4 separate regions of the Mus musculus genome follow, and all the other regions are linked to region 1. Evidence: chromatin loops called from intact Hi-C (ENCODE). Cell type or tissue: heart. All regions are shown on one strand. Region 1 overlaps Creb3l1 (cAMP responsive element binding protein 3-like 1). Region 2 overlaps Phf21a (PHD finger protein 21A). Region 3 has its middle 4.1 kb from the start of Cry2. Region 4 has its middle 31 kb from the start of Gm31473.

Region 1 (5,000 bases):
CACCTCGGCCATCTTCCCATGAGCCTGCCCCATCATCGTAGAACAGTAGGCTTCGGGAAGGCACTGTGGAGAAAACCAGGGTGAGCCACGGAGGCCCCTCAGGTATGTGCCCTCTGCCGGATCTGCTTCATTCACTTGCCGGGCATGAAGAGTACAGCCTCTGACATCTTACAGGCTTGACTCCTCCTCCTAGCCCTGAGGATCCCTGGCTATGTGATTTTAGGCTAGTCACACACTCTGCTCTGATTTTGCTGGGCATCAGTTTGTTGATCTGTAAAATGGGGATAGTATAACCAACCTCACGGAGATTCAAGGATTCAATGAGTAAACGCAGTATAACAATTGAAGCTGTGCTGCTTTTTGTTTTTGTTTTTGTTTTTGTTTTTTTGCTTTTCGAGACAGGGTTTCTCTGTGTAGCCCTGGCTGTCCTGGAACTCACTCTGTAGACCAGGCTGGCCTCAAACTCAGAAATCTGCCTGCCTTTGCCTCCTAAGTGCTGGAATTAAAGGCGTGCGCCACCACGCCCCGCTCGGAGCTCACAAAAATGTAGCACTTCTGAGCAAGACAATAATGGTTTGCTTACTGGGAACTGGGACTTTTCCCTCCTTATATTAAGGACTGAACCCAGAACTTCGTAATAGCTAGGTCAAGACTCTCTCTCTCTCTCTCTCTCTCTCTCTCTCTCTCTCTCTCTCTCTCTCTCTCTCTCTCTCGTTTATATTGAGACGGGGGGGGGTCTCACTAAGTTGCTCAGGCAGGCCATTAATTAATTTTGTAGCCCGTGTAAGCCTTACACCTACGCTCTTTAGGCCTTGACCTAAGAAGCTAGGATCACACTGACAGGACCTGCTGAGAGCTGGGTTCGAATCCTCCCGTGCCACTTACTTCCTGGGAGAATTAAGGAAACCCTTTTCTTTTCTCTTCTAGGCTAGTTCCTCTGGGAAGTCAAGGGGAGAGAAAAAAAAAAAAGAATGTTTGTTGGACACCCGTGCCAGGCTTTATATAAAGCCCTTAGCTTAAAGCCAATTAAATCTCACACGAAGCCCTGGGAATGAGGTGCTTTAAGCCCCGCTTCCCAGAGCTCATCATCAAGGGTCCCCGTAAATTGGCTTCCTGGCTCCAGTCTGCTGCCTGCCTCCCAGCTTCCCCTGCAGGGTTTAATCTATGAGAATCTATGGAAAAGGCGGCCCCTGGCATTGTGTGAAGCTGCAGTCCGGAAACCAGCCCGCTCAACAAGCCACCTCCTTCCTCAGACGTGCCCTCTGCCCTGCCCTGTGCTTCACTCCCTCCAGAGGCTCATTCATGTCCTCCCTCCCCCTCCCTGGGGTTTGTACTTTAGCACAGCCCCTCCTCTTCTGTGTCTGCTTCCTCTCCTCTGTCCTTGATAGCCTTGGCCCGCCCCGCCCCGCCCCCGCGCCAGCCCCACCCCACCGCTCCATCGCAGCCCCTCTCCTCTCAGTTCTCCTCCCAGCTCCCAGCTCCTGTCCTCCCTTCTAGCCTCTCAGCCTTGCTCACCGCCCCCACCCCCACCCCCGCAGTACCCCTCCTCTCCATACACTCCCTGCTCTCCCCTCTCTCTGACCTCTCATCTGTTTCCTCTTTCTCTTCAGCCACGTAAGATTCATGTCCCTGGCATATGAAGGATGGCCTAGAAGTTCTTCCATGGGTCTACCGGAAGTGGCCTCTACCTCTGAAAGCCATGCTAATCTTTGCTGTTCCCTATACTCTTGCTGTTCGTGGCCTGTCTTTCCCCTCATGTCAGGAGCTATTCCAGAAGGCAAGGTATATGCTCACTGTAAGGATGGCAGTTTCTGGAGTCTAGAAATCAACATGAAGCCAAGATGTGCACCCTGGCTCACACAACTAGCAAATGCAGAGCCGGCTGTGACTGATTCTGAAATGAACCACACCGCACTCCATTGGGGTGGCACCCACATCACAACTACCATGCTCCCCAGGGGTAGGCACTCCCAGCAGAGTCCTGACACCTGCTGCAGGTCCCCTGTGCCTCAGCGGCTTTCTTAACACTGTCACATCAGAAATGACTGAAGACTGACACTCACTTGCTGTCCCTAGAACACTCTGCCGCCCACTAAGTCTGCCCTCTCCACATCGCTGCGCCAAAGGATCTCAGAGAGGCAAAGAATCTGGTCCTCAGGCTGGAGAGATGGCTCAGCAGGTAAGAGCACTGACTGCTCTTCCAGAGGTCCTGAGTTCAATTCCCAGCATCCACACGGTGGCTCACAACCATCTGTAATGGGATCTGATACCCTTTTCTGGTGTGGCTGAAGACAGCTACAGTGTACTTACATATAATAATAAATAAATCTTTAAAAAAAGAGTATAGAATGAGATAATGCCAACCCAAATCTCTTATAAATATTTATTTTTAATTTTTTTAATGTGTATGAATGCTTTGCCTGCCATTGTGTCTGTGTACTACCTGGGTGCTTGGTGCCTTCGGTGACAAGAATTTGGCATCTCATCCCCTGGAACTGGAGTTGCAGGTGGCTGTGAGCCACCATATGGGTGGTTAGGCACCAAACATGGGTCCTCTAAAAGAGCAGCCAGTACCAAGCCATCTATCTCTCCAGCACTCCAGACTTTTTGGAGACAGGGTCTCACTAATGTATCCCTGGCTGGTCTGGAACTCCTCATGTAGACTGGGCTGGTCTTGAACTCATAGATCCACCTGCCTCTGCCTCCAGAGTGCTGGGATTAAAGGTGTGAGTGCAGCTGATATGGCTTCTCTCTAGTAACTGGCTAACACCCAGAGTTTGGAGGTACTTACTCTGACTGGCTGCATAGACACTGTCAGCTGCGATAGGGTCTTCTTTCACAGTCATTGAGCCGGAAGAGAATGCAGGAAGGCAGGGCACAAGGGAGCCCAGCACCAGAACGAAGCACAAGGCTGCCACCTAGTAGTAGACAGAGCAGTCTATTATTAGTCGGATCTGGGGCAGGGCAGGCCTACAAGACTGGCCACTCCCAACTCTCCTCACCCTAAAGCATTGGACGCAAAAGGCTCAGTTTCCCCCAAATGCCTCCCCAGAGCTGGCTGCTCTCTTGGAAGCAGACACAGGCTGTTCAAGTCACCTTTAATCCAATCTAGTGACATGAAAGGGACCAGAGACCAGAGGGCGGGGTTCTGTGTGGTTTCACCTATAGAGAAATCAGGAAAGGAAGAAAGGGGAAGGGGGGAAGGGGAAGGGAGGGTTGCAACTGTGACCAGGGAGAAGGACACATAGCCACATCACCTTCGCAGCCTGAGCCTGAGAAGGAGCCAAGGGCCCCGGGGAGCTCCAGCGAGGCCCTGCCCTTAGAATGTCAGAGGCAACATGTGCTTACCAGGGAGGACAGACTAATGGAAGAGAGCCACTCAGAGGCTGAGCCTGACCTAGGTGTCCCCTCTAGCCTTGGGGACCCTGAGGGGGGCTCCTTTATTTTCTCCCTATCACCCATCCCAAGAAGAATCACACTCCTTGAATCTATAGAAGCCACTTTTCCAAGGACCTGCCTTTCACTAGATTTAGCAGCATCAACCTCACATCTATTAGAACTGGCCTGGACAGGTCACTGGTCCCCTCAGACTCTGCTCACTGTCCTGGAGAGCTAGCCTCAAGAAGAGCTTCCCCCTGCTGCCTTATGCTAAGGAGTAGCACCTACCATGAGGCAGGTGCCGGTCTGCGTGGCTGCCATCTTGTACGGTCTGGAGATCTTGCTGGTGACCAGAGTCTGGAGTTTCTGCAGCTGCTGGAGCAGGGTCCTGAGGAAGGCACAGAAGTCACCATGGGGACTCAGGTACAGCAGCCATGTCTGCATCCTGGCCTCTCCTGAGGAGCCCTGGCTGGCTCCTGACTGGGCCTCTATGCTTTGGTGCCCATTGTAGTCAAGATATAAAAGGTCACCTCCTGGTAGGCTTTCTGCAGCCTGGCTTGGGTCTCGGGGACCTGACTCATGGTGGGAAGCTGGGTCATCCTGTAGAAGCTTAGGGGTGCCTAACTCTTGCTCCTGACTTCTCAGGAGAGGATGGATTTCCTTTTCTTATGCAGCACCAGTCACAGAGATATTGACTCTCCTCCCTTGCACCCCACAGCACCCTGATTCCACAAGAAAGACACTTGACATAGTGTGTAGTGCAGTCAGTAAATGGGCCATTGTTTATGTTCATTTATTGCTGTTTTACCATTATCACAGCACCTGTAGCACATTAGCTTTATTTGGGGAGTTCCATTGTTGTCTCAGTTGCTAACTGAGGGCAAGAACTAGGTGCTGCCCAGCACAGAATCCTGGTTAATACTGCACTTCTCCACCCAGCAGTGTTCATGCAGTTCCTGAAGTGGACAGCAGGTGGCGCAATAGTCTTAAAACAGATTTTTAAGGGCAGAGGTAGCGAGGTGAAGTTTGAAGGCTCCGCCCCTACCCCATTCCTGCCTGAGAAGCTGGGTCTGAGAAAGGAAAGGAGAAAATATGTAGCAAGTTCTCCTGAGGCCTGGGAAACAGAAGGATGCCCAAGTACATAGGAAGTTCATGACTGAGCTACAAAACAGAAAAACCCTGATTTCAAAAATTGAGCACTCAGGTTAGGCTAGGTGGTGCACGCCTGGAAGAAGCCTTGCACTGGGCCAGGCAGCCAGAGGGGAAGGAGGATCAGGAGTCCAAGGACAGCTTCAAGGGCATCATGAGTTTGTGGTCAACCTGGCTACACAAGAACATGTTTCAAAAAGTGACAGGGGTGGTTAAATGGCTCAGCACATACAAGTACTTGCCAGCAAGCCTAATAACCCCAGTCCCGTCCCTGGTACCTATGGGTGGAAGGAGAGAATTGACTACTATAATTTGCCATCTAACCTGCACAGGTAACAGCATGGTGTGCACACACATACTCAAAAAATAAACAAACTAAAAACTTAAAATATGTAAACAGACAAAAACTAAAAACATAGCAAGGGAGCTTAGCGAAGTGGTAAAGTGTTTGTGCGGTGTGTACAAGGTCCTAG
Region 2 (5,000 bases), 340 kb after region 1:
GTTTCTTAGCAGGTTCAAGCAACACCTCCTCAGCCCATCAAAGTACCACAGTTTATCCCTCCTCCTAGACTCACTCCACGCCCAAACTTCCTTCCACAGGTGAGTGAGGCAGTGGGAACTCCACCCGTGGGAAGTGTGGTGATATCCTCAGGGGCTTGCCCATGCAGTGAAGGGGCAGTGAAACTACCTGAGAGAAGGAAGGCGGCCAGGATAATACCAGTGGAGGGAAGCATCGTGGCACCATTACCTTGGTTGGGGGAAATATAGCCATATTTAGCAAAGGGAAACTTTGCTAAAAAGACTAGAAGGAGGGCTGGAGAGATGGCTCAGAGGTTAAGAGCACTGACTGCTCTTCCAGAGGTCCTGAGTTCAATTCCTAGCAACCACATGGTGGCTTACAACCATCTGTAATGAGATCTGACCTCCTCTTCTGGATTGTCAGAAGACAGCTACAGTGAGTCTACTTACATATATAATAAATAAATCTTTTTTAAAAGTGGGGGGGAGGAGTGGGCAAGCAGCCCCTTTTTAAAAAAAAAAAAAAAAAAAAAAAAAAGACTAGAAGGAGAATCAACAGCCAGACGAGCCCTTGTGACACCTGGCTTACAGGAGTTGGCATAGGGGTCTGCATCGGGCTTTTCTACCCAGCAACTAGACTGACTCTGCTCGACCCCAAGCAGTCCATCCAATAGAAAGACCAACACTTATGCTCTGAGAGTATAGCTTTCAGACACAGAGAAAAAGGAGTCTGTCTGTGAGGGGTCATATAGTACTAGCATGAGAGAAGACCATCCTCTTATTTATCAGATAGATCTTTACTGTTGGTAGCAAACGTTCCAAGCTATTGTGTCCTGAATATGCTAATTTCCAAGACACAGCTGCAGCAGCATCACAGTTGCCTATAGGGTATTAGCGTCCATAGGGGAGTACGGTAGACTGAACGTGTGGATGGGACACAGACCATTCTGGACTGAGAAAGTACATTCATGATTTCCTAGAATAGTCTACATTCAATGTGAGACCTAAAACCCTAGTAAAGTCTGTCTGATATATTTTGAAGAAGGAATTTTTTAAATGTCCCAGGCTGAGAGTACCAAGTAGGCTTTCATGTCTTGAGTGGAGACACACCATGTACATTCAAAAAGCCAAGGAGATTTGCTGTGGCTGTGCAGAGACCATGAGGCTACCCAGGTTAGACTTAAAGAAGATCCTGGAAAAGTGTCCTGGAGAAGAGCGAGCCTGTGGATCGTCACCATTGTGCAGAGATGTGGGTTGAGTCCTAGCAGCAAGGGGGTCTATGGAAGTGTTTACAGGCAAATACTTAACTGGATGTCTTAGAGATTCCCTCTTTTTGCTGGTAGACAACAGGTTGGAAATGGACAGGAAGCACAGGCTGGACATTAAAATGTCATGAGCTGATCTTCAGAGACTCTGCCTCTAGTCCTAGGCACTTTATATGGACTGCCTGGTTTCTTTGGGTTTTTTTTTGGGGGGGGGGGTTGTTGTTGTTGTTGTTTTTTGTCTGTCTGGTTTTTTGTTTGTTTGTTTTTGAGACAGGGTTTCTCTGTGTAGCCCTGGCTGTCCTGGAACTCACTCTGTAGACCAGGCTGGCCTTGAACTCAGAAATCCATCTGCCTCTGCCTCTGCCTCTGCCTCTGCCTCCCAAGTGTTGGGACTAAAGGCGTGTGCCACCACTGCCCAGCTGACTGCCTATTTTCTTTCTCACAACAGCTGTATGAAAGGCTTTCAGGAAAGAATCAAAGGTTTAGTTCATGTTTTTCAAACTAAAATTAATTAATGTGATATGTTGGTAGATTTCATGAAGCTTTTGTGCTTTAGAAATGTATATAGGTGTAGCAACAAGGTCTTGCTGCTGTATCAGTAGCAGCCATCACGGGATCATTTTAAATTAACCTAAACATTCAGACTTAGAAGTCTGTCATTGGCCGGGCGGCTGTGGCGCACGCCTTTAATCCCAGCACTTGGGAAGCAGAGGCAGGCGGATTTCTGAGTTCAAGGCTAACCTGGTCTGCAGAGTGAGTTCCAGGACAGCCAGGGCTACACAGAGAAACCTTGGCTCAAAAAACAAACAAACAAACAAACAAACAAACAAGAAGACTGTCATGGGCCACACTTGGTACCAGTATGCTTGGAAACACTGGAAGACTTGCTACTTCTGGTAATGCAGATTTTTTTTCTCTCTCTCTCATAGGTTCGACCCAAGCCTGTGGCCCAGAATAACATTCCTATCGCTCCAGCGCCTCCTCCCATGCTTGCAGCTCCTCAGCTTATCCAGAGGCCTGTCATGCTGACCAAGTTTACACCCACAACCCTCCCCACATCCCAGAATTCCATCCACCCTGTCCGTGTTGTCAATGGACAGACTGCAACCATAGCCAAAACGTTCCCCATGGCCCAGCTCACCAGCATTGTCATAGCTACTCCAGGGACCAGACTCCCTGGACCTCAGACTGTACAGCTTAGCAAACCAAGCCTGGAGAAACAGGTAAGGGCAGAGTGTGTCTGCACCTGCTGTGGCAATAGCCTTGCCCTTGAAACAGCAGCTGCTGGACGCTTTCTAAATACTCTTTCTCAAGTGTTCTTCATCTCAGCACCAAATCAACATCCTATCACTTTATTGTATGATAATTCACTCACATTCAAAAGAGCCTTTCTCCTGAATTAAGTTGAATTGTTTTCCCAAGGCTTCAGAGTCTTATGTAAATGTGCTCCCCCTGCTGGCTTTGATGCAGAAATTCACAGACAGGCCCCTCTGCCTCAGGGAGGAAGCACCCCATACTGGAACAGAAAATACCATGGTTACTTTACCCACTGAGAGTCCAAGTGAAGACCCAACTGGGAGCGTCACTCAGGAGCAATAAACAAAGCAGAGAAGGGATTTCATTTCAGAAACTTCCTTGATCATCACAGATGACATAGAACCAAACTGTAACTTTCTAGACTACATGTAGCAGACATTTTATTTTAGTTCAAACATTGAAGCCCTACCTTTATATTTTCTAAATTCAGATTTTTATCATAATTTAGTAAAGTTAGTAAGACTAGAGGAAAACTGGTTACCTCCAAAAATAAAACCTTGAAGGCACAAGAGCAGCCTTGGGGAGAAGGGATTTCTAACCGTCACTCTTTCCTGTCAAGAGAAAGAGCAGTGACAACAGTAGGCTTCAGAGAAAAACAGTTTTCAAGAAGTTGCTTTAACTAGCCATTGGCCTGCTGGGGCAGTCTATAATTTGGAATCCAGGAGGCTTAGGCTGCAAGATGGCTGCCACCTGCTCCCAGCCCTGGCTGCAAGCCAGGACTGCCCTCTAGCTGTAGAGCACTGAGCTCCTTGACAGGGCTTCATGGTCCCATTTCCCATCGCTAAACCTCACTTGACTTTATAAAGAAAAAGTTGTTTTGTTTTGTTTTTTTTAATTTCCATTTTATTTTTCCTTTTCCTTTTCTGATTATATAGATATAATACATGTGACTTAAGGATACAGACATCACAGAAATATAAGTTGTAGAAGATTCTCTCCCCCAACTTATGCATTTTCTGAAATATTTTACAAAATTTTACCTGTAGTAGTTAGTTACTATGAACATTTTCAATCATGTGCTTGTCTCAAACCATCAGTGTCCTGGGCTGTTTCTAATCACTCAGACTTGGTCTCTCATCCATGAGAAAATAGTCTCTGGTGAGTCTCAGTCTTCTGCCTGAGCGGGTGGCCAACCATGATTCAGAGAGCCCGGCCCCTGGTGGGGTTGTCACAGGCTGCCTTGGCCTTCTTAAACAGAAGAATCTTGCATACACACTCCCAGGCAGCAGAGTTGAATTATAAAACTTTGTGTTTAGGAAACACACAAGACAGCTCATCACCATTCCTGCAGAGCCTGCCCAAACACCAGGAAGTGCTATGAGGGCTATTCTGAAACAAATTACTAACACCAACTAAATCAGAAGTTTTTAGACTGTGTGGCAGTCGGGCCTTGGTGCTTAAATATGGAAAGTCGTGTGCTCAAGTACAGGGGCGTAAGGGACAAGTCCTTGAAGCTGTGCTGAGTCTTAGTCGTGCTGTGGGGCCTCTGTGCACCTCAGAAGGTGACTGCACAGTGCCACTTTCCATCACTTCTCTTTTACCTTTTGCTAAGTAAAGAAAAAGCTTTTTGCCAGGCAGTGGTGGCACACACCTTTAATCCCAGCACTCAGGAGTCAGAGACAGGTAGATCTCTGAGTTCAAGGCCAGTCTAGTCTACAAAGCTAATTCCAGGACAGCCAAGACTATACAAAGAAACCCTATCTTAAAAAACAAAAGGGGCTGGAAAGATGGCCCAGCGATTAAGAGCACGACTATTCTTCCAGAATTCCCAGCAACTACATGGTGGCTTACAACCATCAGCAGTGGGATCCAGTGCCCACTTCTGGTATACATGAAGACAGTGACAGTGTGCTCATATACATTAAAAAAAAACATATATACACACACACAAACACATTTTCATCTTATTTTTTCCATTTCTTTTTCTGATTATACAAACAGCATCCATGATTTTAAAAATGCAAATATCACAGAAATATAAATTATAAAAGATACTCTCCCTACAACCTATGCATTTTCTATTATATTAATTTTACTACCAGTAGTTAATTAGTATTAACATTTTCTATTACATACCTCCAGATATTTTCTATTTACTTGCTAACTGAACTTTAAAACAACAGAAGCAAACTATGTGTTTTAGCACAGTCTTTTCTAGGTCTTGGGCATCTTTTCATGTCTTGGACTTCCATGTTAATGGCATCTTATGGTTTGATTTTATTAGCACCTAAGCTCTAAGTTGAAGGCCTTCTTGCTAGTAGTATGGCTTTTCTCTTTGCTAGAAGGAATCTGGTCACTGCAGGTTTAGTTGGCAGGCCATCTGGCATAGTAGTCATACAGATTAGCACAGTTAGCAGGAACTCTCTAGACTAGGTTCTATTCTCAGAATTTCTGACTTCA
Region 3 (5,000 bases), 450 kb after region 1:
AGAGTGTTTCTGGGGGTTGGAGTTACAAGGCTGTTACCAGCCTCCTGTTGTGGGTGCTGAGAAGTACCCCCAAGTCAGGTTCTCTGCAAGGAACGTACACACTGTTAACCTCTGAACCATCTCTCGCGCGTCCCCTTTCTTTTCTTTTCTTTTCTTTTCTTTTCTTTTCTTTTCTTTTCTTTTCTTTTTTTGGTTTTTCGAGACAGGGTTTCTCTGTAGAGCCTTGGCTGTCCTGGAGCTCACTTTGTAGACCAGGCTGGCCTTGAACTCAGAAATCCTCCTGCCTCTGCCTCCTGTGTTGGGATTAAAGGCGTGCGCCACCAAGCCCGGCTTACCCCCCCCCTTTTTTTTTCTTTTGAGGTATTGTATGCTTTTCTCTTTTTTTTCTATCTCCCTGGGTCCCCCTACAAGGAAGAGAACAGGGAGAGTAAGGGGTGGTCCATTCACAAATGGCCATTCAGGGAATAAATTCTTCTCTTCTCCTCTAAACTCCCATAATGCTGTGTCTATAAACTGTGAGCTCTCTGCAGCCTGGGGCTGCTCTCTCTTGTTTATGAAGAGGCTGAACTCAAATTCTGCTTGCTCAGTATGACCCTAGACAAGCTGGTTGACTTGTTGTTATTGCTTATTTTTATTATTTTTTATGTGTATGTCTGTTCATGGATGCCATCTGCATGTGGACATCAGTGTGGCCAGAAGAGAGCATTGGGTCCCCTGGAGCTGGAGTCTACACGAGGTTCTGAGCCACCTGATGTGGATGCTGGGATCTTCCTCTGGAAGATCAGAGTCTTAATTACTCTTCTATCGCCATGGTAAACCACCCTGACCAGAGAAACTTATAAAGTATTTAATTCGGGGGTTCATGGTTCCAGAGAGTTAGAGTCTCTGACCATCACGATGAAGAAAATGGAAGCAGACAGGCAGGCAGGCACAGCTCTGGAGTAGTTGTGAGAGCTTACATCTGATCCACAAGTAGGAGGCAGAGAAGGCTAACTAACAATGGCTTTAGCTTCTGAAATATTAAAGCCCAACCCCAGTGAAACACCTCTTCCAACAGGGCCACACCTCCTAATCCTTCCCAGACAGTTCCACCAACTGTGGATCAAGCATTCAAGTATTTGAGCTTATGGGGGCCATTCTTACTCAAATCACCACAAGTAGTTCTTTTAACCACAGAGCCATCTCTCCAGGCCCCCTCACTTTTTTTTTTTGTGGATTTTTTGTTTTGTTTTGTTTTCGAGACAGGGTTTCTCTGTATAGCCCTGGACTGTCCTGGAACTCACTTTGTAGACCAGGCTGGCCTCAAACTCAGAAATCCACCTGACGGGCTGGTGAGATGGCTCAGTGGGTAAGAGCACCCGACTGCTCTTCCGAAGGTCCAGAGTTCAAATCCCAGCAACCACATGGTGGCTCACAACCATCTGTAACAAGATCTGACTCCCTCTTCTGGTGTGTCTGAAGACAGCTACAGTGTACGTACATATAATAATAAATAAATCTTTTTTTTAAAATGTACATGTATTTATTTAAAAAAAAAAAGAAATCCACCTGCCTCTTTCTCCCAAGTGCTGGGAGCCACCACGCCCGGCAGCCCCCCCCCCCCTTTCTTAGTAGATACAGCAAGGTGATACATAGTTCCTTGGGCACAGTGAGCAGTTGCTATTCTGGAAAGCAGGATCTGCATCCAATTTTTCCTTCTTTGCAATTCCCAAGCCTTTTTTTACATATGACCTGTATTCCATAATTGACCCAGTAAATGAGACTTTTAATCATAAAAAAACCCTCAATATTACAGCAATAATGAAAAACAAAGATAAGCCTAACAACTCAGCCATTTTTCATGGACACTATCTATAAACATCTGAACCAGAGGGAGGGACAGTGTGGCCTCTACTGCTTGTGAACTGGTTCCATCTTGCTGTGTCATCGTCTTTGTTTTGTGTGGCTTGCGTACTTAAGTTGATAAGGATGATTCATTCCACAGAATGGATGTCCAGTGCTTGGGTAAAGTACCTGGGCGACATTCAAGGGTCAGAACACCAGTTTTGACTCCTGAAAGGACATCAGAGGACAAAGTCCACTTTGTAATTTTGTGTCTTAAAATGAGTACGGTGGAGATACCAGAGTGAGGGCACACAAACCTGCACATGACTAAAGAAGCAGAAATTTGAATTCTATTTTGGTCACCTCGGAGCTCCCCACCTCCCTCTTTAAAAGAGTCACAAATGGCTGGTTCATCTTCCACTAAAGGCAGAAGGAAGGAGGGGAGGACCCAAGGGGCAACCTGGTACTTCAAGGATGTAATGGGTCATCCAGAAAGTGAATGCTGTCTTCCCTGACCACCTTTAAGATAAATCAGCCCTGTTTTGTTTGTTTCCTTGGGTCAAAGTCCTCTGTAGAGACCATATGTGAAAACGTTCTGATTTGGACCTGCCCTTCCTGTAAATATCTGATGATTGGTGGAAAGGTGACAACGCAGAGGGCGGGACAAGCATAGAGATTTTAAGGTTCTCACGCCCTCTAGTGGTGGGACTTGGAAAGCACGAATCCATCTGGATTCCAGTCTTGGTGCAGCTTCCAAGAATACACCCAAAAATATATATTGGTCCTTTCAACTATTCAGTTTGAGGAGTCGCTAAACTTTCTCTTAGTTCAGTTTGCAGCTCCACAATTAACTAATAAATGACGTATTTACTCGGACAAGCTTCTTCAATTCTCTACGCTACCTTCATTCGAAAAATAGCCTAATCAGATGTAGTGTCAAACACCTTCAAGCCAGCTGCCTGGATGCAGAGGCAAGCGGATCTCTGAGTTCAAGGCCAGCCTAGTCTAGAGTGACTTCCAGGACAGCCAGGGCGACATAAAGAAACCCTGTATCAAAAAAACAAAACAAAACAAAACAAAAAACAACAAAAAACAAAACAAAACAAAAAAAAAACAAAAAAGAGAAGAAAGAAAAACAGAGACGAGGAAAACGACAGGTGCTGTGTAGGATGAGAGGAAGGTAACTAGACAAAAGGCTCCTAATTGAGAATCCAGAAGCAGATAAGAATGAGTGGATGACTGCTGAGAGGCGGCTCAGGCTGCTCTTGCAGGGAGCTTGGGTTTAGTCCCACCCACATGGTGGCTCACAGCCTTTGCAGCTCTAGTTCCAGGGAATCTATTCTGGCCTTTGCAGGCACCAGGCACACACACACACACACACACACCACTCAGTCACATAAAATAAAAAATAAAAATGTGAACATTACATTTATGACATGATATCTTTGTGCAATGTGGGAAAATGGCTTTTGTTATAATGCTAATGGGTCAACCCAGTACCCTAGTGTAAAAACCAAAAGGAGACACTTGGCTGTATCTCCCAACACTTACACAAGCTAACTCCAAACTAAACTAAAACAGTAGAGAAGAATTTCTTCACTTTTTGGGGGATACAGATAATAATTTCTTGAACAAGACATGAAAAGCATCCATTCAGGGAAAAATTAATAAGCTGGAGTTTTAAATGACAATAAGTTCAAGAGCTTCTGCTTATTGAAAATGATAAGAAAGTTGGAGAACAAGCAACAGAGCAGAGGGAGATATGGTGACCCTAAGAACACAGAGGAGCGCAGGTTTAAAGCTGGGAGGCTACACTGCAAGAATCTGTGCAGAAAACAAGAACTCAAAAAGAAAGAAAGAGGTCAGATCCAGAATACTGAAAGAATTCTTCCACATGGAAAGAGGCCCACAGCTAACGTTGATGAGCTCCCCATCCAGAAGCGTCAACAAGCCCTCTCCACACAGGCAAGCACAGAGCGTGAACCTGTCCTCAGGCCGCCAATGGTGCTTTCCCCCTCCTCTGCTAGTCTGCTTCTCTGAGGCACTGGACCTTCTGACCTTGCTTTCTGTATGCTGGTCACCTTGTGTGTCTGCCACTGTAATTCATTTTCTTTCTTTTTTTCTTTGTGAGGTTTTGAGACAGTTACATATAGCCTAGACTAATCTTGGTTTTTTTGTTGTTTTGTTTTATTTTGTTGATTTTCCAAGACAGGAAAATCTCTGTGTAGCCCTGACTGTCCTGGAACTCACTTTGTAGACCAGGCTGGCCTTGAACTCAGAAATCCGCTTACCTCTGCCTCCCAAGTGCTGGGATTAAAGGTGTGAGCCACCACCGCCCACCCTAATCTTGTTTTTTAAAAAAACACGTATTATTTTTATGTGTATGTGTGTGCACCTGTGTAAGTCTGTACATACCACATGCATGCAGGAGCCCACAGAAGCCTGAAGAAGGTGTCAGATCCCTTGGAACTGGACTTACAGGCAGTTGTGGGCTACCATGTGGGTGTTGGGAACTGAGCCTAGGTCCTCTGCAAGACCAAGGCAATTTCTCCAGCTTCTGATCCTCCTGCCTCCACTTCCCAAATGCTGGAATTGCAGGTGTGCAGCATGCATCTGGTTTTTATGTAATGGTGGGAGTAAAACCCAGGGCTTTGTGCATGACAGGCAAGTACTCTACCAATGAAGCTATGTCCCAGGCCCTTCCCTGTGTGTGTGTGTGTGTGTGTGTGTGTGTGTGTGTTATTCTGCTATTATAAAATATGTACAACACAAATTAACATTTTAGTCACATTACATCGTCCCCATAGAAACCCTGTACCTATCAAACAGTGTACCACCATTCCTTCCTGCTCAACACCTTAGTTACCTCTGTTCTGTTGCCAGCTCATGAAAACTAGTCCCCCTCACATATGTGGAGGCGCGCAACATCTGTCCTTCTGTGTCTGAGTTTTCCCCCTTTGCGTGTTTACAAGTTTCAGCTATTGCAGGGCTTTGGGGTCCGGCTTAGGTTTCAATAATAAAGACATGGAGATGTCTTTATTGTATAAGGCTGCTGGCCTTTTCTCTGCGGCAGTCTCTCAGCGAACCTCTAACTTAGCCCTGCTTCTCTGCCACTGAAACCTGTTGCTTGGCTCTCACTGTTGTCTTTCCTGCTCTGTCCCATCCTGCCTCTGTCC
Region 4 (5,000 bases), 73 kb after region 1:
GCAGTCAATGCTGTTTAAAGTAGCATTTTCCTGTCAGCAGCGGAGTACTGTGTCAGTTTGGGATTTTCATTGTAAGTCGTGCTTCATAAATATGGCCCGATCTGTTTCGGTCTGGGTAGCAGTGCTTTTATGAGCCAAAGGAATGGGAGTTAGGAGCCAGCTGGAGAAGAAAGTTATTAATATCATGGAGCGCGGCAGGAAAGTTGAAACCATGCGCCTTGGGCTCACGTTGGGGTCTCTGCTATATCGATAGCTGATGTATGTTTCGGGTTGTCGTCACATGTTTGTGGACTGAATGCTCTGACAGAAGGAAAGGCGTTACCCAGAAGGACAAAGAGGCCCACTATTTTGCAGGAGGCAGCCGAGGACAGCCTGAGTTCTCTTGTGTTGAGTGAAGAGGGCTAATTCTTCTGGCTCAAAGACAGTGCAACAGAGACAGCTATTAGGTGACAAGTCTCCTGAGATCTGTTCACTGGCTTCCCTGTCTGGAAAAGCCACCAGCTGCTAATGCTATAGTCAAGGAGTCCTTCTACTTAACCACGCCTAAGGTTGTGATTATTGACGGTCACACCTGGATTGAATTTCCAAACAAACTTCTGGAAAAGTAAGACGACTGAGAGACAGATCCAGGGGGCAGGGCCCCACCCCACCCCTGAATCTTACACCCAGATGATCAGAGATGCAGGCGTATTCAAAAAGGAAGATTCAACCTCTTCATTGGGGGCACTCCCATTTAGACACAAGACCCAGACCCAGCCCCAGCCCCAGACAACACTCCTGTTACAAGAGCCGTGATCTAAATTCCTCGTGGAAAGTCTGTCTGAATTAGACACCTCATTTTAATTCCCATTTCCTTTTTAAGTCCGGTCCCTCCTTCTTGAGAACCACATTTAAAGCTGCGAGCTGGCCTTCCTTCTGTTTTTGCTATTTGTGTGCCAATTTCAAGGGTGGGGAGAGCCACGTTAATTTAAAAATATAGCACAAATAGCAAAATGAGGCTTAGTTTAAAGTAAAAGCCACAGAAAGAGTTTTCCCCTTCCCTTCCATGCGTTTCAGATTTTCCTAGATCCACCTTTATGTCTTCAGAGCCCAGACATAGGAAGTGACTGAGCCTCACTGGATATTCTTCCAAGCCTGAGCAAAAAGCCTCCAGCTCATGCTCTCAGGCCACCTTTATATTTTATTTTTCTGTTTTAGAGATTTGAGTTCGGGGTGGGGGGGGGGAGCTCAGAAAGCTGGCCAAGTCCCCGATTCCATGGTAGGGTTCTAAGCACCGGTAGATTTGGGATTATAACCAATATCTTCCAATCAGTTGTGTCTGCTTGTGCATTCTGGGTATTGGGAATGTAACTGTTAATTAAGGGAGTTCCTAGATTAAATCCAGGTGTCATTATTTACTAGTTTTTTGACTTTACATCAAACAGGAATCATGATCCCCACGGTACAGGCCATACTGTATCAAGGTCTAAAAAGGGCCTGGTGCGACCAATAGGCGGCGGCTGTTATGAAAATAGACCCTCTCGTCTGTGGGCTCTCTCTTTAGTCATCATCTGCCATTTTGGAAAAGGAAAGAATATTTGTAATCTACTTCAAGTGGAGGGTCTACCTCCATTTTAAATCACCCTCGGGCTCACTAGAAGGGAAGACCTGACCAGACCGAGCTGAATTTGCAAACACCTAGGCCTTTTAACCGAGTGGAATCTCTGCCGTTGCCCCCTTATACAAAACAAGATCGAAGCGGCTGGGACTTGGGAAGCCTTGAACGAATGTCAATCGGTCTAAAGAAGCCGGTCTAAATGCGGCGTGGGCTCAGTCACCTGGAGAAGGAAAGCCACTGCAGGCGGCTGTAGGCAGAGGGGACGGAAACTCCATGCGCGAGCGGCAGCGCCCTCTGCTGGTTATATGGTGCAAATCCGGAGCCTAGACCCGCCGCTGGTCAAATGGGACTCGGGATTCCTTCCGCTGCCTCCGCCCCCGCTCCGTCCCTTCTCGGGATCGCCGAGCCTAGTCTGGGTCTGGATTCCAGGAGAGGCGTCCCCATCCTACGCTTGAAGGCAGAGCAAGGACGCTGCTCCAAAACACCCGGTTCATCAGCTGAGCGGAAGCTGCAGGAATCTACCCAAATCCACCAGCGGCTGCTTTTGCCTCCCAGAAGCCGGGGCTATCCGAGGTGGTTTGGAAATGGCATCGCCTATGGCCAAGATCGAGGGTTCTGCGGACAGAGAGGAGCCCTGGGTTCGCTTTCTGCCTCATCCAGCTAGGTGACCTTGGGCAAGGTACTTAAATTTCCATGTGCCTTGTTTTCCTCATCTTTAAGATGGAGAGAATGCTCCCGACCTTGACGGATTGGCTCGAGGATTACACTAGAACAGGCAGCCTAGGTTGGGATTCTGGCATTGACATCAGCTAGTTGTGTGCCCTGGGGCAGGTTACTTAACCTCTCTGCCCTAGTTTCCTGAAAAATAGGGAGCATAACGGTACTTACCTCCGAGGGTTGTTGCCTGCAAAGCGCTTAACACTGCGATGGAAGAGTAAGCGCTTAATAAACTGTGGCTATTATGACTGTTGTCATTATTGTCCTTAAGAGCACTGAGCACAGGAGCAGAGGTCTATCGGGCTGGTTATTATTATTATGTTTCTCGAGTATGGTTATTTCTTTCCCGGAATTGTTAAAATTATTATTATTATTATTCACAAACTCGAGTCCTTATCAGTAGCTGAAGGACAAACAGTCTTCCCGAATTAGAATCCCGGGAGGAGGGCCAAGGACGCGGCGGCGGGCTGCAAGGACCGGGACCTGCGGGGAGGAAACCCGCGCCCGGGTTAGCGCGCGTCAGAGCCTCGGTGACGTCTCTAGGCCCTCGGGCTAGGGAGGCGCGGCCTGCGCACGCCAGGCGTCTGCAGTGGCCCGGGACGGCCGGGTGGTACTCCAGCTACGTGGATGCCCGGCTGGGAAAAGCCTCCCTGGGTCAGACCCTGCGCCTGCCGCTGCGGGGTGCACCCGAGGCTCCGACCGCAGCCTGGCCGGGAGGACGGAGGTGCCAACCCCTGCTCCGGTGTCCGGGCTCCGCCCAGCCTGGCGCACCGCTACCCGCGCGGAGGCTGCTCTGCATCAACATAATGCTCCCCATCCCTGCATCCTCCCGGAACCCATTCCTCATCATCCCTCAGGGCCTCAGCTCAGATTCTCCTCCCTTGGTGCTCGCTCTGACAGACTCCTCCTCTGTCTCTGGCGCCTCCCACTCGCCCGCAGCGCCCGGAGCACGCCCCGCAAGTCCACTTGGTTTGCTACGCACGCATCTCCAACTCGCTGCATCTTGTCCCCGTTACTCTCCGTCGCAGTGAAGGTGACACCACCCACCCGATCACTCGCGATGCGTCCTGGATGCTTCTACCTGCAGTGGTTACTACAGTCTACGCTACTCCCTCTGTGACCTTGTGAATTACCCTCACTCCGTTGGGTATTAACATCTTCCTCTCCAAGGTCTCCCGAGTACATCCTCCTGTATTTCGAGCCCCGTACACCCCTATTGCCCAAGCCTCGCAGCTTCTGTGGAGAAGCCTGGCGCTCCAGGCCCTCCCCATCTTCCTGAGCAAGCAGGTCTGCCATTTTCTAACACCTCATAAACTAATCCCAGTTTAGACCCTGCCTGAGTAGCACTATTTAAGTTGTTCAGTGTTTACTCCCTCTCCGATTACCTTTCCTTATTCTGCTGAACTCCAGAGGGAGTCTCTTCTTCAAGGGTGTCCCATCCCCCGTTCTACTATCTGGCGGTGTGAAATGTTTCTGGACTACAGGACCTTTCTAGGTGGCCAAAGGTCTGTGCCCCGCCCCCTTCTGCTCCCTTCTTCCCATAGCTGGGTTCCTTCTACCTAGAACACCTTTTTTCTTTCCCTCATCCCTCCTCCACCCTAAGGACCCCCAGCCTTCCCGATGTACCCAACCCAACCCAACCTCGACTCAATCAAATATTCCTTTGAAAGGTTAAAGGCCAATTTAAGAAATCTGAACCTTACAAAAACTGCATTTAAAAAAATTGCATTTAAAAATCTGAAGCTTACAAAAACTGCTTGTCTGTATCACATGCTCTCTTTCCTTACTTAAGGTTTCCTCTACTCAATCCAGAGTTTCTTAAAAGGGCACGGATCCTTTGGATCTGGGTGGAATTCTTTGAACCAATTTCTATCCCTTCCCAGAGGAATCACGTTGGGAAGCACGTTGGGGCTTCTTCATTCCCAGCACACGCTTTTATGTTTTTACTCCATATCTTGGTGCCTATAGACACTTAATGGAATCATCTAAAATTACTTTAAACGTTGAAGAGACGCTATTAGACTGAATATATAATCGTGTAACTTGATTTTTTTTAAAAACTAGGCAGCATGAACCCACATTAATGTACGTATTTCTTGATCATACTTTTTCAGTGCTGACGGGGGACCCGTTATGAATTCAGCACATTTTATTTTTCCCGTCTTCTAGAAGATATTTAGCTCATTTTCACTTTGTTTTTCTGTTAGAAACAATGCTATAATAGCTTTTTTAAAAATCTCATTCCCGAGTTTGAAAGCAGAGTTTGGGTAGATACTTGGGTGCAGAATTGCGGGACTCAGGACGCAGAACCTGGCAGCGTTGTTGGGCATGGCTGAATGGGTTTTAAGTGGTTGTACTAATTCACAGTTCCATTCGTTATGTGAGAGTTCCCCGTGTTCTACATCCCCAGCACTTGCTAATGTCAAACTTTAAAATTGTTGCCAAACCCATGAGTGTGAAATGGCATTTCAATGTTTTAATTTGCAGTTCCCTGCTTACAAGTGAGAGAGATAGGAACATACTCTCTTTGTTTATTGGCCATTTGCCTCTCCTCCTTTTTAAATTGGCCATTGGTTTATTTGACAGTGCATCTTTTGGTCATGTCCTATGTGTGGGAGTTCTTTATATATTCTGGATACTAATCCTTTGTCAGTCTGTGGCCCATCTGGTGTCTTTTATTCCACTC

What was found. Hi-C counts contacts between places; a loop is a spot of excess contacts. Peaks named below come from ENCODE experiments on the same cell type or tissue, not always from the same donor. Only the 100,000 strongest peaks of a DNase experiment are listed, where the experiment ranks them.
Region 2: it touches region 1 in a loop (6-fold over the local background); 20 of 42 quality-filtered maps call a loop at or near these places.
Region 3: a loop joins it to region 1, with 20 times the contacts of the local background. A loop is called at or near these places in 20 of 42 quality-filtered maps.
Region 4: a loop joins it to region 1, with 7 times the contacts of the local background. A loop is called at or near these places in 31 of 42 quality-filtered maps.

Annotation. Positions count from the first base shown.
Region 1 is chr2:91,983,370-91,988,369 of GRCm38, forward strand. Creb3l1 (cAMP responsive element binding protein 3-like 1) reads right to left here. Exons shown (of 12, transcript NM_011957.2): 9 at 3,667-3,766; 10 at 2,792-2,918; 11 at 1-63. Among named protein-coding and RNA genes, the nearest start is that of Dgkz, 36 kb to the left of the region's middle. In heart, CTCF peaks have their summits at 1,293 and 2,929; DNase peaks (open chromatin) are centred at 1,282, 2,822 and 4,382; H3K4me3 peaks cover 851 bases; H3K27ac peaks cover 2,748 bases.
Region 2 is chr2:92,328,303-92,333,302 of GRCm38, forward strand. Phf21a (PHD finger protein 21A) reads left to right here. Exons shown (of 19, transcript NM_001362829.1): 9 at 10-99; 10 at 2,213-2,506. Among named protein-coding and RNA genes, the nearest start is that of Large2, 40 kb to the right of the region's middle. In heart, a CTCF peak has its summit at 2,741 (motif pointing left); no DNase peak of the experiment used is centred here.
Region 3 is chr2:92,435,654-92,440,653 of GRCm38, forward strand. No RefSeq gene overlaps it. Among named protein-coding and RNA genes, the nearest start is that of Cry2, 4.1 kb to the left of the region's middle. In heart, a CTCF peak has its summit at 2,528 (motif pointing left); a DNase peak (open chromatin) is centred at 2,498; H3K4me3 peaks cover 286 bases; H3K27me3 peaks cover 582 bases.
Region 4 is chr2:92,056,734-92,061,733 of GRCm38, forward strand. No RefSeq gene overlaps it. Among named protein-coding and RNA genes, the nearest start is that of Gm31473, 31 kb to the left of the region's middle. In heart, a CTCF peak has its summit at 3,052; DNase peaks (open chromatin) are centred at 1,928 and 3,048; H3K4me3 peaks cover 2,251 bases; H3K27ac peaks cover 1,350 bases; H3K27me3 peaks cover 2,532 bases.